Regions from separate parts of the Homo sapiens genome. Here region 1 is linked to region 2. The links are chromatin loops, found by intact Hi-C in ENCODE. Cell type or tissue: endothelial cell of umbilical vein. All regions are shown on one strand. Links, peaks and the distances in the headings refer to the core of each region. The heading gives the core; the rest is flanking DNA. Region 1 has its middle 220 kb from the start of LINC00355. Region 2 has its middle 160 kb from the start of LINC00355.

What was found. Hi-C counts contacts between places; a loop is a spot of excess contacts. Peaks named below come from ENCODE experiments on the same cell type or tissue, not always from the same donor. Only the 100,000 strongest peaks of a DNase experiment are listed, where the experiment ranks them.
Region 1: it touches region 2 in a loop (2.4-fold over the local background); 2 of 110 quality-filtered maps call a loop at or near these places.

What each region holds. Positions count from the first base shown.
Region 1 is chr13:64,292,008-64,301,087 of GRCh38, forward strand. No RefSeq gene overlaps it. Among named protein-coding and RNA genes, the nearest start is that of LINC00355, 220 kb to the left of the region's middle. In endothelial cell of umbilical vein, for the core only: no CTCF peak of the experiment used is centred there; a DNase peak (open chromatin) is centred at 4,874.
Region 2 is chr13:64,230,524-64,239,603 of GRCh38, forward strand. No RefSeq gene overlaps it. Among named protein-coding and RNA genes, the nearest start is that of LINC00355, 160 kb to the left of the region's middle. In endothelial cell of umbilical vein, for the core only: no CTCF peak of the experiment used is centred there; a DNase peak (open chromatin) is centred at 3,928; H3K27ac peaks cover 1,804 bases.

The DNA.
Region 1 (9,080 bases), core at 786-8,785, 62 kb after region 2:
TTTACAGTGCAGTTCTGTCCTTCACCTTCTCAAAGTTTATTGCTACCTCTCCCAGAACCCAGAGGAACTTTGTTCCAAAGTATTGTCTATTCTTTGGGCATATTCATCTTCCCTAAAATTCATTTACTCTTTCTCTAAAATTCCCTACCTTCTCCACTTTCCTCTCTCCTATGAAGAGAGTATTTAAGCTGCAGCTGCAACCATCTGGCCCTTCTTGAAAGATTCATACTTGTGTGATTGCTGTGTGCTTGTACATTAGTCAATTTGTAAGTCTTTCTTCTGTTATTCTGCCTGCTGTCAGTTATTTTTTTCAGGAAACTTAATTATTAAACCTTTAGAGGGAAAGTTTAAACTTTCCTACAAGATAAAATATCACCGTAGCTATATCGTGATACATTACATATGCATAATATATGTATATTGTTAACCAACCATTTAGCAAAGATTAACATTAAAAAAAGAGCTTTAGCTAATAAGAGTATAAAAGAGATACAACGAAACTTTACATTCTTTTAGTAAATTTCAGATTTCCGATTGGATCAAATTGAGAATGTCTGTTTCAGACTTTTTTTTTTCTATTTTCTCTCTCCCTGCCACCGTGTGCTCCCCCTCTCTCTTTTTCTCTTTCGCCTTCTCATATTCTCTAATAGCTACTCTTTCATAAGCAGCCAGCTGATGGGGTCATTTCACATACTATCTTTTCTTGTTGAGACACACAACCAATCAGCCACAGGAAATACATATTCTTTCCTCTTAGCTAGTATCGGTCACAACCTTACTCTAGGACATATAGATAGGTCTAGACCAAGAAACATGACCCAGAACCCTTTAAGAGGGTTCCAATCACATGGCCCTGTCCCTAAATGCGAAATATTGAAACTTTCAACTTAGGTCAGCTAAATCTATAACAGAGGTTGGGAAGGATTCAACAGTACAACACAAAGCAGCACAGCTGAAAGCACAAGACAACCAGAAGACAGAAGTTCAAAGTCCATGCTGATCTCCAGCAGCAGGCCCTATTACCAGGTGGTAATCATTGCCTAGACATCCTGATCATAGTGTCAATTCCTGTGGTCCCTCTATAATGACAGGAGAGATCCCTATTTAAAATTTGGTTTGGTTATCAAGACTGAAGATGCCAAACACACACACCAAGCTGGCATGAAAATGTTTACTACTTATATAATTGAGGTGTCTGGGGAGAGCAGGGGATGCTGCTCCCATAAATATATACAACTATTATGGATCCATAATAATTAAAAATAAAAAGTTTAAATAAATAAAAAACAAACAATGAAGAAGGTCTGAAAAGGCTTGAGAGAGTAAGAAAAGGAGATTGGCTTGGCGTTTTTATTGTGGTTAGGCAGCAGTGCAAGGGTGAGAGTTTCTGCAGAGGTTCAGGGGTCTACTCAGTTTGAGTCTCCCACAGTGCCAAAGGAGGGAGCACCAGGCATTCACATCAGCTTGTTCTGATGTTGGACACAAATGCAACAGTGAGAGGAGGGGCTTAAGAGCTGTTAGCAGTGACACATCAAAAAATGGAGTCAGGTATTCTTTATTGCCACTGACAAATTGACAAGAAATAAAAAGATGATTCTAAATTTCATATAAGACATTTGTAGACAAAATTAATTTTGAAAACATAAATATAGAATAATCACTACTTGATTTCAAGATTTATTAGAAATCTGTAGGTATAAACCAGTATGGCATTGCATAAAGCTTGATAATAGAACATGGAAAAGAATAGAGAATCCAGAAATAATTGCACACATATTTAGACAACTCATTCTTAACAAAACTGCAAAAGTAACTCAATTCAGAGAGTACAGTATCTCAATAAATGGATATTTATATGCAAAAATTTAAACTTTGCTCCATACCTTGCATCATAGACAAAAGTTAAGTAACATAAATAAATGTTAAACCTAAAACTATAAAACTTCTAGGACAAGATGTAGAAATAAATCTTTATGATCTGGGGCTAGGCAAATATTTCTTAGAGATAATGTCAAAATCATGATGCAAAGAAAACCTGATAACTTAAATGTCATCAAAATGAAAGACTTCAATGCTTCAAATTTTACTGTTAAGATAATTAAAAGATAAACCACAGACTAAGAGGGTATATTTGCAGACTAAATATGTAATAAATGACTCATTCCTGAACAAGTTTCTTAATAGCAGCCTTGTTGACATTTTGGCCTATTTCTTTATGGGATCCTAAGCAGCTTCTTTGGCCTCTATATTCTAGATACTAGTAACATTACCTTCCAAACCTCCACAATCCTGACAATATGTCCTATGAGATTACATAATTACTACAGGTTGAAAACTGACATAGACAATGTAAAAAACTTAAACAAAATGGATAAAGTGTCCTGAACAAAATATTTGAACAGAAAATGTTTGTTCAGAAAATGAACAAAATGTTTGAACAGAAAATTCACCAAAAAACATGTGCAGATTGCAAGTAACCACACAAATAAATGTTCAACTTAAGAATTTATTAGAAAAACATAAATGGAGACCGCAAAGACATATCGCTATAGACCTATTAGAATGACTACAATTAAACAGACTATCACAACACATGACAGTGAAAATGAAGATCAAATAGAAACCTCATCGAGTGCTGTTGGGAAGGTAGAATGGCTTAGCCACTTTGGAAAACAGTTTCTTAAAATGTAAAACATACACCTACCATAAAATTTATCCATTCTGCTCCTCAATAATTTTCCAAAAAGAATAAAAGCCTATCTTGACACAAAACATACATATTTATAATATCATTATTTGTAATTGCAAAATAAAATTGAATAATGAGGAAACAGGAAATTTCCATCAACAGGCAAATGTATCCAGGAATTATAGTATATCTATACAATGGAAGACTACCCTGTAATAAGAAGGGATCAGCTACTGATACTTGCAATGACCTGGATAGAGCTGGAGACCATTATCCTTAGCAAACTAATGCAGGAACAGAAAACCAAACACGTCAAGTTCTCACTTATAAGTGGAAGCTAAATGATAAGGACACATGGTGGGGAAAAACAGACACTGGGACCTAGCTGAGGGTGGAAGGTTGGGGGAGGGAGAGGATCAGGAAAAATAATTCATGGGTACTAGGCTTAATACCTAGGTGACAAAATAATCTGTACAACAAACACTCGTGACGTAAGTTTGCTTATATAACAAACTTGAACAGGTACAACTGAACTTAAAATAAAAATTAAAAAAGAAAGAAGCCAAACATGAATGACTGCAGAGTATATAAATTTCTTTATATAAAACTATAGATAATACAAACAAATCTATACTACCAGAAAGTAAATCAGTGGTTGCCTAGGGAGTGGGTGATATGAGATACAGGAGAGGAATTGTAAAGGAACACAAAAAAACTTCTGGAGCTATGAATAAAATTATCTTGATTTGATCATTTTATTTTGTATACATATGTCAAACCTTGCTAAATTTTATGATTTAAAAAGTATATAGTTTAGTGCATGCCAATTTTGCTCTAATAAAACTGTTTTCAGAACTCCTAGACTGTAAGAAATCAAGATCAGAAACTCCATTGCCAAATGGGGCATTCAATATTATAGATTAGTCATAGGGCAAGACAGATACTCATGAATTAGATCTGAAGAAGAAAATCAAAGTGAGGTGAAAAGAAAATTTGTCTCGATTCTAAATATCTTGAGAATTACATAGAATCACAATAATTCTCTTTTAGTGAAGCAGCAGTTTTTGGGGGGTATTAATACATTTTATCTTTGGTAATTCCTATTTACCAGCATTTCTGCAACTTGCATATCCAGAGCCTTGCCTGAGGGACACGGATTAGAGGAGGTTTTGCATAAGGTAAAAATAATATTTTTATCTGTATATATTATTAAGCCAGAGTTGTGGAGTTTATTGCCCTCTTGAAGAAAGAAAATACAAAGATTTAGTCACCTTGTAAAAGAAAGAGGAAATTGGAAGTTTGCCCTCTTTTATCCCAAGAAAATTATTGAAAAGAGAGCTAAAATGAAGATTGGGTTGTGTGTTGGAGTGGGGAGCCAGGAGTCATATCCACCTGACCTTACAAGGGCAAGGGGAAAGAACAAGAGTCGATGGGAAAGAACATATCAGAAATATCAAGATAGGAATGTGAGAACCAAGGAATATTATTTGGACTGTTATCATTTATCTTTTGGCATAAATTAGGTATGTTGCAGCCCATAGAAAAGCTCAGGACATAAATGATATCCAACATGGCATGGAGTTAAAGTAGTGCTTTGTCAGAAGGCAGTGGAGGGATATGTAGAAATCAGAAATTTGTGTGGTTTTGTTGAGGGAAAGCAAACCTCTTGGTGGGCCATCAGAGGTCTTGCAGAATGCTCCAAGAGGGAGGTATCTTGGGGAATGTAATGACCTTTCAGTAGGTGTCAACATTTGTAAGCATCTTTTTGTGGAAACAACCATTCCTCAGGAACTGACAACAGTTCAGGCCAGAATCTTTATAAGTACAAGGATACAGATGTCGCTACAAGGTCATGACTCTTCTTTCTCTCATAGTCACGAGTTTCTATACCTCTACACTCAGAAACTATCTTGGATATGATCAAGGTGAAGCATTTACCCAAACCACACTGAATCATCCAAAAAGCAACCTGAAATAAAAGACATGATAATACTGTAAATTGTTAAATTAAAAGAAGATAATATTAACATGATAGAGCAATGTTTTGGGATGATTGCATTAATTAAAATAAGAAATACTGTATTTTCTTTGCAAATATGAGCACAGTGTTTACAGATTTTAACCTTATTGCATTCTTTAAGTAAGTAACTGGATTTGAAACAATAGGACATGTGATTTCAGCTACAATGAGTGGAGCAAAAAGGAAGGAATTAAGCGAAACGAAAGTGTAAATAGAAGTATATGCCAGTAAATCAGAATGAAGATGAAAGTTATATACTTTTAAATATGTACTGAATCTGTTTCCTCGCAATAAAAAGTAGCATAAAAATTTATCAACTGAAAAAGTGGCATTTATTTTCTTTCAAAAGATGCTTATCTTTAATAGCATTTTTAAGGCTACTATTTAGCATGAAAATTTAATACGCTGTCCTTTGTCAATGGGCAAGGGTCTTTCATAAATATTCCCTAAACACTCTTGCAACATTCAAGGTGATTTGCTTTAAATGGCAGAGCAAATATCTGAAACCAGTTTCTTAAAATCAGCTTAGATTTCAGCAGGTCTGAAAAAAGAACAGATTTGTACTTGAATAGTTTCCAAGCAATCTGTTTAGTTCTGCGTATGCTTCAATTCAATTTCATGGCAATTTCATAAACAGGTTGCATTTTAATCCACTGTGCTATTAAACTGATAGCTATCACTTTTTCTTTGAGTGCCATACTATGGGTATACAATACAAATTAAAATGAGAGAACATTTTTAAAGGATCTGTAGTTTGAATAGTTTCTCAATAATTCTTCAATTTTTCCTTTCTGACAATGTAATGATTTGGGGTTGCATTTTTTACTGAGAAGTATTGCTATATTTTCACATTTTTAATAATCTCGTTCATGCTGAGTGCATTCACTTAGCTGGATTAGTGTTAGAAAGTTTTGGGAGCAGATACTTGAACTATAACTCATAGAAGTGACTATATGTGATTATTAGATGCTAGAAAGATGTTAAAAAGTAAAAGAATGCCTAACAGGAAGCTTTGCCCTGTAAGAGATTTTCAACATGTTTTGAAAAAATATCTCTATTCTATTTTCTCATCTTATTTCTACCTTGTTCCAGTTTTATAAATGAGTAAACAATGGATTTAGTTTTTTAAATTGTTTTTCTTTACTGTGACAAATACTTACATTAAACTTAGGGAAAATGAAATTTCCTCAAGATATGAGATTAATATTTTTACTATTTGGTATAATATGGCATTATTAGAAAACTATAAAAAATAAAAAGAATTTATCAATGATTCAATTCAAAATTGAATTGAAGGTGATGCATAGACTTCTGTCATATTAAAAAAATTATCATTTGAACAGCAATCCTTTTACCTAATATTGTTATACATGACAATTAAATCCACTTTATGTTTTATGGAAAATTTTATATATTTATATTCTAGACTGATGAAATTTGATGTTAAAGATCATAATTAGAAACTCTCCTAGCATCAAATGTACCAACTTGAAAATCTATGTGACTTGCTTAAGAAAATAAAAATGTAGGCCGGGCGCGGTGGCTCACGCCTGTAATCCCAGCACTTTGGGAGGCAGAGGCGGGCGGATCATGAGGTCAGGCGATCGAGACCATCCTGGCTAACACAGTGAAACCCCGCCTCTACTAAAAAGACAAAAAATTAGCCGGGCGTGGTGGCGGGTGCCTGTAGCCCCAGCTACTCGGGAGGCTGAGGCAGGAGAATGGCGTGAACCCGGGAGGCGGAGCTTGCAGTGAGCTGAGATCACGCCGCTGCACTCCAGCCTGGGTGACAGAGAGAGACTCCGTCTCAAAAATAAATAAATAAAAATAAAAAAATAAAAAAATAAAAATGTTAGTAAGTTCTTAAAGATGCTACCTTTGAAAAAATTTAATCATTTCTTCAGTGAAAACACAATCGGAAGAGTTAAATTATACAAGTTAGAATTGTAAGTGAAATAGAAAATAATTGTAATTGAAATGTTAAAAATAATAATGAATCTTTTAGAGCAAGCTGTTTTTAAGTTCATAGACAATCTCCATCATCATGATTGATTTGATTTTGATTAGTTGTCTTCTTCCAAGTTGACAGTAGCTTGGCTTTTTAAAATAAATAAAATCTTCCAGGCACGATGGCTCACACCTGTAAACCTAGCACTTTGGAAGGCCCAGGTGGGAGGATCACTTGAGGACAGGAATCTAAGACCAGCCTGGAGAACATAGTGAGACCCGATCTCTCCAAAGAAATTAAAAGATTAGCCAGGCAGGGTGGCACAGGACTGTAGTTCCAGCTACTTGGGAGGGTGATGCTGGAGCCCAGGAATGAGAAGCTGCGATGATCTATGAAAGTGCCACTGCACTCCAGCCTGAGTGACAAGCAAGATTGCATCTCAAAAAAAAAAGTAAAATCTTCATATGTCTTAAAATGTAAACGCAGCCTTCTATTTCACTTTATGTAAATATTCTTACATTTGACATGGACCTAGTAAAAGGTCAATATGGTCATAGTTCTTAAGTTCTTTAAATTCAACTTCTTATTGGTATGAGAATAACAAAAAGAATAATTCAGTCACATGAGATTATTACAAAGTTTACACAGAGAAGACCTGAAAATTTGTACAATGCTGAAATACAGTGATAAAGTCTGTAATAACAAGATACGATTACAACTTATGCATGACAGTAGACAATGATATATACCCAAAACAACCTCTTAGATTTCATTTACAATATTTTTGTTATCTCCTTAAGTTAGAAGGATCAGGAATTCCAGTGGTCATCAGGGTATCTTTTTTACAGATTCTGCTAAAATCTTCTACAAATTATTGCTAATGGGTTATTTGGCTCTTGATTATTGGTTTGTAATTGCCACAGCCATTTCTTATTTGATCCATGGCTTATTTAAAAGTGTTTTTTTTAATTTAAAAAATAGAGTGTTCTAAATATATTTTGTTATCAAAGTTCTGTTTAATTTTATGATGGATTCTGCTTTATGCACTAGTATGTGGTATAATATAGCCCAAGCCACTTGAAATAAGAGGCTATACGTAATCTCTGTGAGCAGCTAGCCCAGAGTCCATACATCACTGTGCACCACTCTTGCAGTAGTGCTTTATCCCCAGTTTGCACCTATGACCACAGAGGGTGAGGTCTCACAGAATAAACTGAAAAAGAGAAAGCAAGCTTAACTATGAAAATTTTACTGAAGGCTGTAGCTAGTTGAATGAGGCAAGAAAAAGAAATGAAAGGCACACAGATTAGAAAGGAAGAAGTAAAACTGTCTTTAATAGCAGGTAACATGGTTCTTCATGTAAAAAATCATAAGGAATAAGCACAACACATTTGCACACACACACACTACTTGAACTATTTAAATTTAGTAAGATGATGGGATGCAAGATTGATATTTAAACATCAATTTATATATAACATTTCTGTCCAGATGACAAGGTGACAATTGCCCACAATGAGCTTTTTTTGGATGGTCTCCTTCTACGGAAAAATACCCTCTTATACAACTTGTCAAAGCACTGTCCAAAGACAGTCTTATGAAGTTGTCACCCAGAAAGGTAGGAGGGTAAGGGAACTCCCAGGGGAAAGGGAAATTGGAGAGGGAGCTTGTGTGTCTGGGTGATGTTGCTCAGCAGCACAATGGAAAATCCTTGGGTTAGAGAAACCAGAAAGGGAGCAGTGAGTTGGTGCCTTATTTAGACTGAGGGTGTGTTTGATGAATGGCTAGCATATGTTGGGTACAGTTTTGCATGGTATGCAAAGCAGACTAGCTCTAAATGACTAAAAGTATGCTTATTTGGGCTATATTTAAAGCAATTGTATGTGTATTTTGTTTAGTGTCTGTGGACTTTTGAGCTAACAGGCCCAGCCTGCTGTAAAGAAGTTAACAGCATAGAGATCAATATACAGGGACTATCTTTAACCTATTTATAATACACACACACACACACACACACACACACACAAATATAAGCAAAAATCAATTGAGCATTAAATTAGGGAACCAATTTGATTTATAATAGCATCAAGTAAAATAAAATACAAGGGAATATATTTAACCAAACCAGCCTGTAAGCTGAAAAGTACAAAATATTCCTGAGAGAGATTTAATAAGATGTGAATAATTGAGATAATTCCATATCCATAAATGGGAAGACTCAATGTTGCACACATGCTAATTCTCCACAAATTGACCTATCAATTTAATACCAGCTCTCTCAAAACTCCAACAGGAAATTTCAGAGAAATTGATAACCTGATTCTAAAACTCACATAATAATTAAAAGAACTTAGGATAGCCATAAAAATTTAACAAAGAACAAAGTTTGTGGGCTTGCCCTTCGTGATATCAATACTTATAAA
Region 2 (9,080 bases), core at 749-8,748:
TGGGTCTTTTCTGTTCTCATTGTTTCTGACTTTGTCTTGCTATGGTAAGAACACATAACATGAGGTCGATTCTTTTATTAAAAAATTAAGTGCACAGTAAATAATTGTTATCTATAGGCACTGTGCTGAACCACAGTTTTCTGGTAGTTAATTTGATAACTGTTACTTTATATCTATTAAAAAGAAAACCCAGGCTGGGTGTGGTGGCTCACGCCTGTAATTCCAGTGCTTTGGGAGGCCGAGATAAGCAGATCACCTGAGGTCAGGAGTTCAAGACCAGCCTGGCCAATATAGTGGAACCCCGTCTCTATTAAAAATAATTTAAAAAAATTAGCTGGGTGTGGTGGTGGGCGCCTGTAATCCCAGCTACTTGGGAAGCTGAGGCAGAAGAATCTCTTGAACCTGGGAGGCAAAGGTTACAGTGAGCCGAGATCGTGCCATTCCACTCCAGCCTGTACAACAAGAGCAAAACTTCATCACAAAACAAAACAAAACAGCCTCCCCATATCTGTCTCATCTTATCCCCTGGTAAGCACCATTCTACTGTCTATTTTCTCTAAGTCTGACTATTTTAGATGACTCATGTAAGTGGAACCATGCAACATTCATCTTTCTTTTTTTATTTATTTATTTTTATTTATTTATTTATTTTTTTAATTATACTTTAAGTTTTAGGGTACATGTGCACATTGTGCAGGTTAGTTACATATGTATACATGTGCCATGCTGGTGTGCTGCACCCACTAACTCGTCATCTAGCATTAGGTATATCTCCCAATGCTATCCCTCCCCCCTCCCCCCACCCCACCACAGTCCCCAGAGTGTGATATTCCCCTTCCTGTGTCCATGTGATCTCATTGTTCAATTCCCACCTATGAGTGAGAATATGCGGTGTTTGGTTTTTTGTTCTTGTGATAGCTTACTGAGAATGATGATTTCCAATTTCATCCATGTCCCTACAAAGGACATGAACTCATCATTTTTTATGGCTGCATAGTATTCCATGGTGTATATGTGCCACATTTTCTTAATCCAGTCTATCATTGTTGGACATTTGGGTTGGTTCCAAGTCTTTGCTATTGTGAATAATGCCGCAATAAACATACGTGTGCATGTGTCTTTATAGCAGCATGATTTATAGTCATTTGGGTATATACCCAGTAATGGGATGGCTGGGTCAAATGGTATTTCTAGTTCTAGATCCCTGAGGAATCGCCACACTGACTTCCACAATGGTTGAACTAGTTTACAGTCCCACCAACAGTGTAAAAGTGTTCCTATTTCTCCACATCCTCTCCAGCACCTGTTGTTTCCTGACTTTTTAATGATTGCCATTCTAACTGGTGTGAGATGGTATCTCATAGTGGTTTTGATTTGCATTTCTCTGATGGCCAGTGATCATGAGCATTTTTTCATGTGTTTCTTGGCTGCATAAATGTCTTCTTTTGAGAAGTGTCTGTTCATGTCCTTTGCCCACGTTTTGATAGGGTTGTTTGTTTTTTTCTTGTAAATTTGTTTGAGTTCATTGTAGATTCTGGATATTAGCCCTTTGTCAGATGAGTAGGTTGCGAAAATTTTCTCCCATTTTGTAGGTTGCCTGTTCACTCTGATGGTAGTTTCTTTTGCTGTGCAGAAGCTCTTTAGTTTAATTAGATCCCATTTGTCAATTTTGGCTTTTGTTGCCATTGCTTTTGGTGTTTTGGACATGAAATCCTTGCCCATGCCTATGTCCTGAATGGTAATGCCTAGGTTTTCTTCTAGGGTTTTTATGGTTTTAGGTCTAACGTCTAAATCTTTAATCCATCTTGAATTGATTTTTGTATAAGGTGTAAGAAAGGGATCCAGTTTCAGCTTTCTACATATGGCTAGCCAGTTTTCCCAGCACCATTTATTAAATAGGGAATCCTTTCCCCATTGCTTGTTTTTCTCAGGTTTGTCAAAGATCAGATAGTTGTAGATATGCGGCGTTATTTCTGAGGGCTCTGTTCTGTTCCATTGATCTATATCTCTGTTTTGGTACCAGTACCATGCTGTTTTGGTTACTGTAGCCTTGTAGTATAGTTTGAAGTCAGGTAGTGTGATGCCTCCAGCTTTGTTCTTTTGGCTTAGGATTGACTTGGCGATGCGGGCTCTTTTTTGGTTCCATATGAACTTTAAAGTAGTTTTTTCCAATTCTGTGAGGAAAGTCATTGGTAGCTTTATGGGGATGGCATTGAATCTGTAAATTACCAACAACAGACAAACAGAGAGCCAAATCGTGAGTGAACTCCCATTCACAATTGCTTCAAAGAGAATAAAATACCTAGGAATCCAACTTACAAGGGATGTGAAGGACCTCTTCAAGGAGAACTACAAACCACTGCTCAAGGAAATAAAAGAGGATACAAACAAATGGAAGAACATTCCATGCTCATGGGTAGGAAGAATCAATATCGCAACGTTCATCTTTCTATGACTGACATTTCACCTAGCATTTTGTCTTCCATATTCATCTATGTCATCATAGATGGTACAATTTTCTGCTTTTTTTGGTTGAATAATATTTTATTATCTGCATATATCCCATTTTTCTTTTTCCATTCATCAGCTGGTGCACATTGAATTATTTTCCCGCCTTGGCTATTATAAATAACGTCTCTATGAAGAGGGGAGTGGAGATATGTATTTAAGATTTGTATTTCAATTATTTTGGATATATAGCAAGAGATGGGTTGCTGGATCATATGATAGTTCTATTTTTAATTTTTTTGAGGAACTTACATGCTGTTTGCCAAAGTAGCTGCACCATTTTATAGTCTTACCAACAGTGAACAAGGGTTCGAATTTCTTCATAACCTCCCCAATACTTATCTTTTTAAAAACTAATAACCATGCTAATAGTTGTGATGCAATATTTTGTGTGTTTTACATTTGCATTTCTCTGATGACTGGTGATATTAAACATTTTTTACATACCCGTTGGTCATTTGTAAATTTTCTTTGAAGATCCTTTGCCCATAATTTTTTTTCTATTTGGGGTCCTATGCTAACTTTTAAGCAGGTTATTTGTAATTTTGCTATAGAATTGCAATAGTTCATTACATATTTTGGAAATTAGCCCCTTACCAAATATACATTTTGAAGAGATTTTCTCCCATTTCATAGGTTGCCTATAACCAAAAGGTCTCATATCAATATATCATTGCTAAATTTTCACAGAGATTAAAAAAATTCTAAAATTCATATGGAACCAAAAAGACACCAATGATCAAAGCAATTTTGTAAAAAAACCCAAAACAGTAAATGAGCAGAAAACAAAACTGGAGACATCATACTTCCTGATTTTGATACATCATAAAGCTATATTAATCAAAACAGTATGTGCTGCCATAAATGCAACAACATACAACAATAGAACATAAAGAAGAGCTCAGAAGTAAGCTCATGCATATATGGTTAACTAATCTTTGACAAGGGTGTCAAAAACATACAATGGGGAAGAGACAGTCTCTTTAATAAATGATGTTTGGACAACTGGATATAAACACACAGAAGCATAAAATTAGATCTTTAACTCTCATCATGTACAAAAATCAACTCAAAGTATTTTAAACACAAATGTAAAACCTGAAATTATAAATCTCCTAGAAGAAAGCAGAGAGAAAAAAATCTCCTTGACATTGATATTACAATATTTTTTTGATATGACACCAACAGCAAAAGAGACAAAAACAAAAATATGTAAGCGAGACTACATGAAACCAAGAAGCTTCTGCCCTGCAAAGGAAACAATCAACAAAATAAGAAAGTAAACTATGGAATGGGAAAAAATGTTTGTAAACCATATATCTGATAAGAGGTTAGTATCTGAAATATATAAGTGACTCATACAGCTCAGTAGCAAAAAAACAGGAAATCTGATTACAATATGGGCAAAGGACCTGATTAGGCATTTTCCCAAATAAGATATTCGAGTGGCCGACACATATGTGAAAAGGCGCTCCACATTACTAACCATTGAGATCGTCAGTGAAACACAAATCAAAACCACAATGATACATCAACTCACATCTGTTAGGATGGCTATTATAAAAAAGACAAGACATAACAAAAGTTGATTAAGGATGTGGAGAAAAAAGAATTCTTGAGCACTATTGGTGGAAAGGTAAATTGGTACAGCTATTATAGAAAACAGTATAAAGGTCTTCAAATAATTAAAAGTAGAATTACATTAGATTCAGCAAGCTCACTACTGATTATATAACTGAGGAAAATGAAATAAGTACCCTGGAGTGATATCTGCACTCCCATGTGCATTGCAGCATTATTCACAATAGGGAACAATGGAAAACAGAAACAACCTGTCTATTTACAGATGAATGGAAAAAAATTGGTATATATGCACAATAAAATACTATTCAGCTTTAAAAAGAAAGTAAGTACTCAATTTGTGACAATATGGATGAACCTGGATGGGTGTTATGCTAAGTGAAATAAGTCAGGCAGAGACTGGCAACTATTACGTGATATCTCTTATATGTGGATTTTTTTTTAAAGATCAATTAACAAAAACAAACTGTAGAATGGTGGTTTCCAGGGTCAGGGGAGTTGGAAAAATGGAAAGATGTTTGCCAAAAGGTACAAACTTTAAGTATAAGACTAATAAGTTCTTATGATATAATGTACAACATGGTGATTGTAGCTAATGACATTGTCTTATATACTTGAAATTTGCTAACAAAGGAGATTTTAAGCATTCTCACCAAAAGAAGTATGTGAAATGATAGATGTGTTAACTAACTTGATTATGGTAATTATTTTACAGTGTATACATATGACAATTTATCATATTGTACACTTCAGATATACATAATCTTATTAATTGTAACTCAATACATCTGGAGAAAAATATTTAATATTAATCAAGTAAGTAAGAAGCCTTTGTGTGCAAAACAAAAAGTGAAAAGTTCTTGACTTCCTCCAACTAATGTCAACCATAAAACTACAATGGTAAATATGAAAGGTGTATCAAATAAATATATTTTTTGAATAAAAAAACCAGTTGATTTTCCTGAACCAATGTCAATAATCTTTCCCCTTACATACACCTCTAACAGTTTTATTGTTTCAGATCTTAAATTTAAGTCTTTAGTTAGAGTTAATGTTTGTGCATGGTGTAACATAAGGGTTCAACTTCATGCTTTTGAATTTGGATGTCCAGTTTTTCTAGAACCATTTATTGAAGAGACATCACTTCTTCATTGTGTAGTCTTAGTACCCTTGTCGAAGTTCAGTTGACCACATATGTGTAGGTATAAAACCAGCATCACTTTGATCCCAAAGCCAGACAAAGACATCACAAGAAAAGAAAAATACAAGCCAATATCTCTGATGAACATAGATGCAAAAATTCTCAACTGAGTATTAGCAAATCAAATTCAATAGCACATTAGGAAGATCATATACCACTGCTCTCTCTATGGAGTAGCTCTTTTTTTTTTTTTTTTTTTGAGACGGAGTCTCACTCTGTTGCCAGGCTGGAGTGTAGTGGCACAATCTCCGCTCACTGCAACCTCTGCCTCCCGGGTTCAAGCGATTCTCCTGCCTCAGCCTCCTGAGTAGCTGGGACAACAGGCGCAGGTGACCACGCCAAGCTAATTTTTGTATTTTTAGTAGAGATGGGGTTTCACCATGTTGGACAGGATGGTGTCAATCTCTTGACCTCATGATCCACCCGCCTTAGCCTCCCAAAGTGCTGGGATTACAGGCGTGAGCCACCGCGCCCGGCCGGAGTAGCTCTCCTTTTGTTTCTTTACTTCTCTAATAAACTTGCTTTCACTTAAAAAAAAAAAAAAATGATCATATACCATCACCAACTGCAAATTTTCTCTGAGATGCAAGGATGATTTAACATTTGTAAATCATTCAGTATGATAAACTCCTTTAACAGAACAACAGACAAATAACAAACACATGATTATCTCAATAGATGCAGAAAAATAATTTGACAAAATTCAACATCCTTTCATGATAAAAATCATTAATAAAAAAAGCATAGAAGGAACTCATCCAAAAACAATAAAAGGCATATATAAAATGTCCATAACTAACATCATACTTAATGGTAAAAAACTGAAAGCTTTTTCTCTGAGCTATGAAACAAGTCAAGTATGCCCACTCTTGCCATGTCTACTTAATATACTGGAAGTACTGAAATTCCAAGCCAGAGCAATTAATCAAGAAAATTAAATAAAATATATTCAAATCAGAAAGGAAGAAATAAAATGATCTCTATTTGCAGATACCATGACCTTACATATAGAAAGCCCTAAAGACTCTTTACAAAAACTGTTAGAACTAATAAATGAATTCAGTAAATTTGCAGGATACAAAAAAATAAACACACAAAAATCAGTTGTTTCTATACACCAACCATTAACAATCTGAAAGAAAATAATCTCATTCACAATAGCACCAAAAGAAATAAAATACTTAGGAATAAATCTAAGCAAGAGGTAAAAGACTTGTATGGAAACTACAAAACACTCATTAAAGAAATTAAAGCATACAAATAAATGAAAAGGCATCCTGCATTTATGGATTAGAAAAATCAGTATTTAAAATGTCTATATTTCCCCAAGTGATCTAAAAATTCAATGCAGTTCCTACTCAAATTTCATAGACATTTTTTACAGAAATAGAAAAAAATAGAAAAACATTTATAAAAGGTATATGGAAAACTAAAAGGTCCTGAATAACAAAAGCAATTTTAATCAAGAAGAACAATGCTAGAAATATCACACTTTCTGCCTTCTAAATGTATTATAAAGCTACGGTAATTAAAATAGTACGGAAATAGCATAAAATAGACATATAGATCAATGGAACAAAGTACGATCTTTAACAATTTTTTGAGCAATTTCAATGTCACTTTTTCTAGAAAATATTGTCTGACATCCTACCCACCCTAGTTCTGTACTTAAGTCTAGAACTGCCCACTTATGTGCTCACCTAAATTTCTACCTCATTACTATGACATTTCAGCATGCAAACTGTTTGTATAATTATGTCTCTAACTGCATAGTCAATCAAGCCCAGTGCCTGATACATAGGCATATTTTCCCAAACATCAGACATTCCAGTAACATTTTATGATTTTTTATACATCCAAGTTTACATACACTGTAATTCCCTATTATTAAAAACTTTAACTCATTACTTAAATGTTTATTTTAAAACAGATTATAATTGCTAATTGTACATACATAGTAATATAAAAAGCAAAGGGATAATCAAAAAGCAAAAACAGTAAAATATTATATATATAATTTTTACTAAAACATGAATAATAACTTGAAGCAAAGTACACATTACATACATGATAAGAATCCCTCAAGGAAAATAATAAAAGTTTATAATCAGTAGAGAATAAATGGATTTTCACACTACATGATGGTAAATCCAAACTACAAAGTAATAGTTAAGATGTTCTTTGACTCAGACGCCAGATTTTTTATTTAAATTAGCAACATGTTTGTAGCACAATTATCAATTGTGTTTTTAATGAATTTCACTGGGTATCCAAGCGATGAGAATTTAGGTGAAAATTCTATCATCCACCTATCTGGATTAAAAGTTCATATTTATCCCAAGAAATGAGATTAAAGAAAAGAACATAGAAATGGAATATTTCTCCTTCTTTTCCTGTTATATACATTTTCTTTTCATATCACATTCTGAGGAAAGAAAACCTATAGGAGTCTGAGATTAGGGCAAATATCCTTAGGCACCTCTGAGCCACCTGTCATCTTGAGCAGCTTTGAAAGCTAAAGAACTCAGTTCTTCGCATCAATCGTGCCATCACAGCATAGTCTCAGCACTCATTTTACAGAGCTATAATGCTAACCTATGATCAAAGAGAAAAAGATATTTCTGTGTCTGTAACCTCTTAATTGGCCTTCATCAGAATTATGCAGGCTAGATGTGAGAGGAAAGAATGCATCCTGAAGACAAAGCTATATCTTGACTGGACTTCAAAAGAACGAAAGCATAGAATGAAAGGGATCAAGGCTGGAAACCAATAGACCAGTTTGACAGTTATTAATAACAACAATAATAAAGCATCTACTTTGATCCAGACATGTTTCTAAGTAGTTTGCAGTTAATGCTGAAAACATTCCAAATAATTGATTTTCAGTATTATTCCTACTTTGCAGATGACCAAACAATGACACTCCAAGTTACACAGTAACTACGGGGATGAAGATGCCTGCAATCTGGCAGGCAGAGCCCCTATACTTACTTCCACCTGCTATTCTTGAGCATTCTCAGGATGGTGTCCCATACTGCGCTAGTAGCGCTAGTGAAGGACAGAAGTGTAGAACCATAAGTGATATAATAAAATAAAACAATAAGTCTTAAGCAGTATTTGTAGGTCTGAGTTTTATTCTTTCATAACATGTATAGATTTCAACTGAAGCGAGAGATTTGATTTAGTGAAAAGCTACTGAATGAATTGGCTCTTAATCTATGGTAATTGTTTCCTTGAATCTGAATTTTTCACTAGGCAATAACTTCCTGATAAACTCAACACAATTTCCAAACTAGTAAAAATATTTCCTGACGTTCCAAGTATTCTCTATAATATTCCATGGTTAGAGAGTTTGCACCAGGCATAAAAGTATACAGCTTTACTATGATTTCTGTAATGTGGTAATGTGGTTTTACAAGGAAAATCTCTGGCTTATTGAAATTCTAATATGACATGTGTTCAGATTAATGCATTTCATGATCTGAAGTAAAGTACAACCTCTGAAAACCTAAAATAAAACTATCAAGTACTTTTAAAAAATAGCTAACGCCGTTCAGAAGCTAATTTAACAATTACCATTACTTTATTACATGGTTATACAGATTAAATCACTTAACCTCTTGTCATGGTTTCTAATCTCTAAAATGTGATATTCCAGTTATACACTGACAATGTTGAAAAATTCTCATATTAAATTTAATTAGCTTTCTCTACTTCTGAAGAACCAGGAATGTGTTACTAACATGCAGAAATCTCCAGGACATGATGAAAAAAATAAGTCATGAAGACT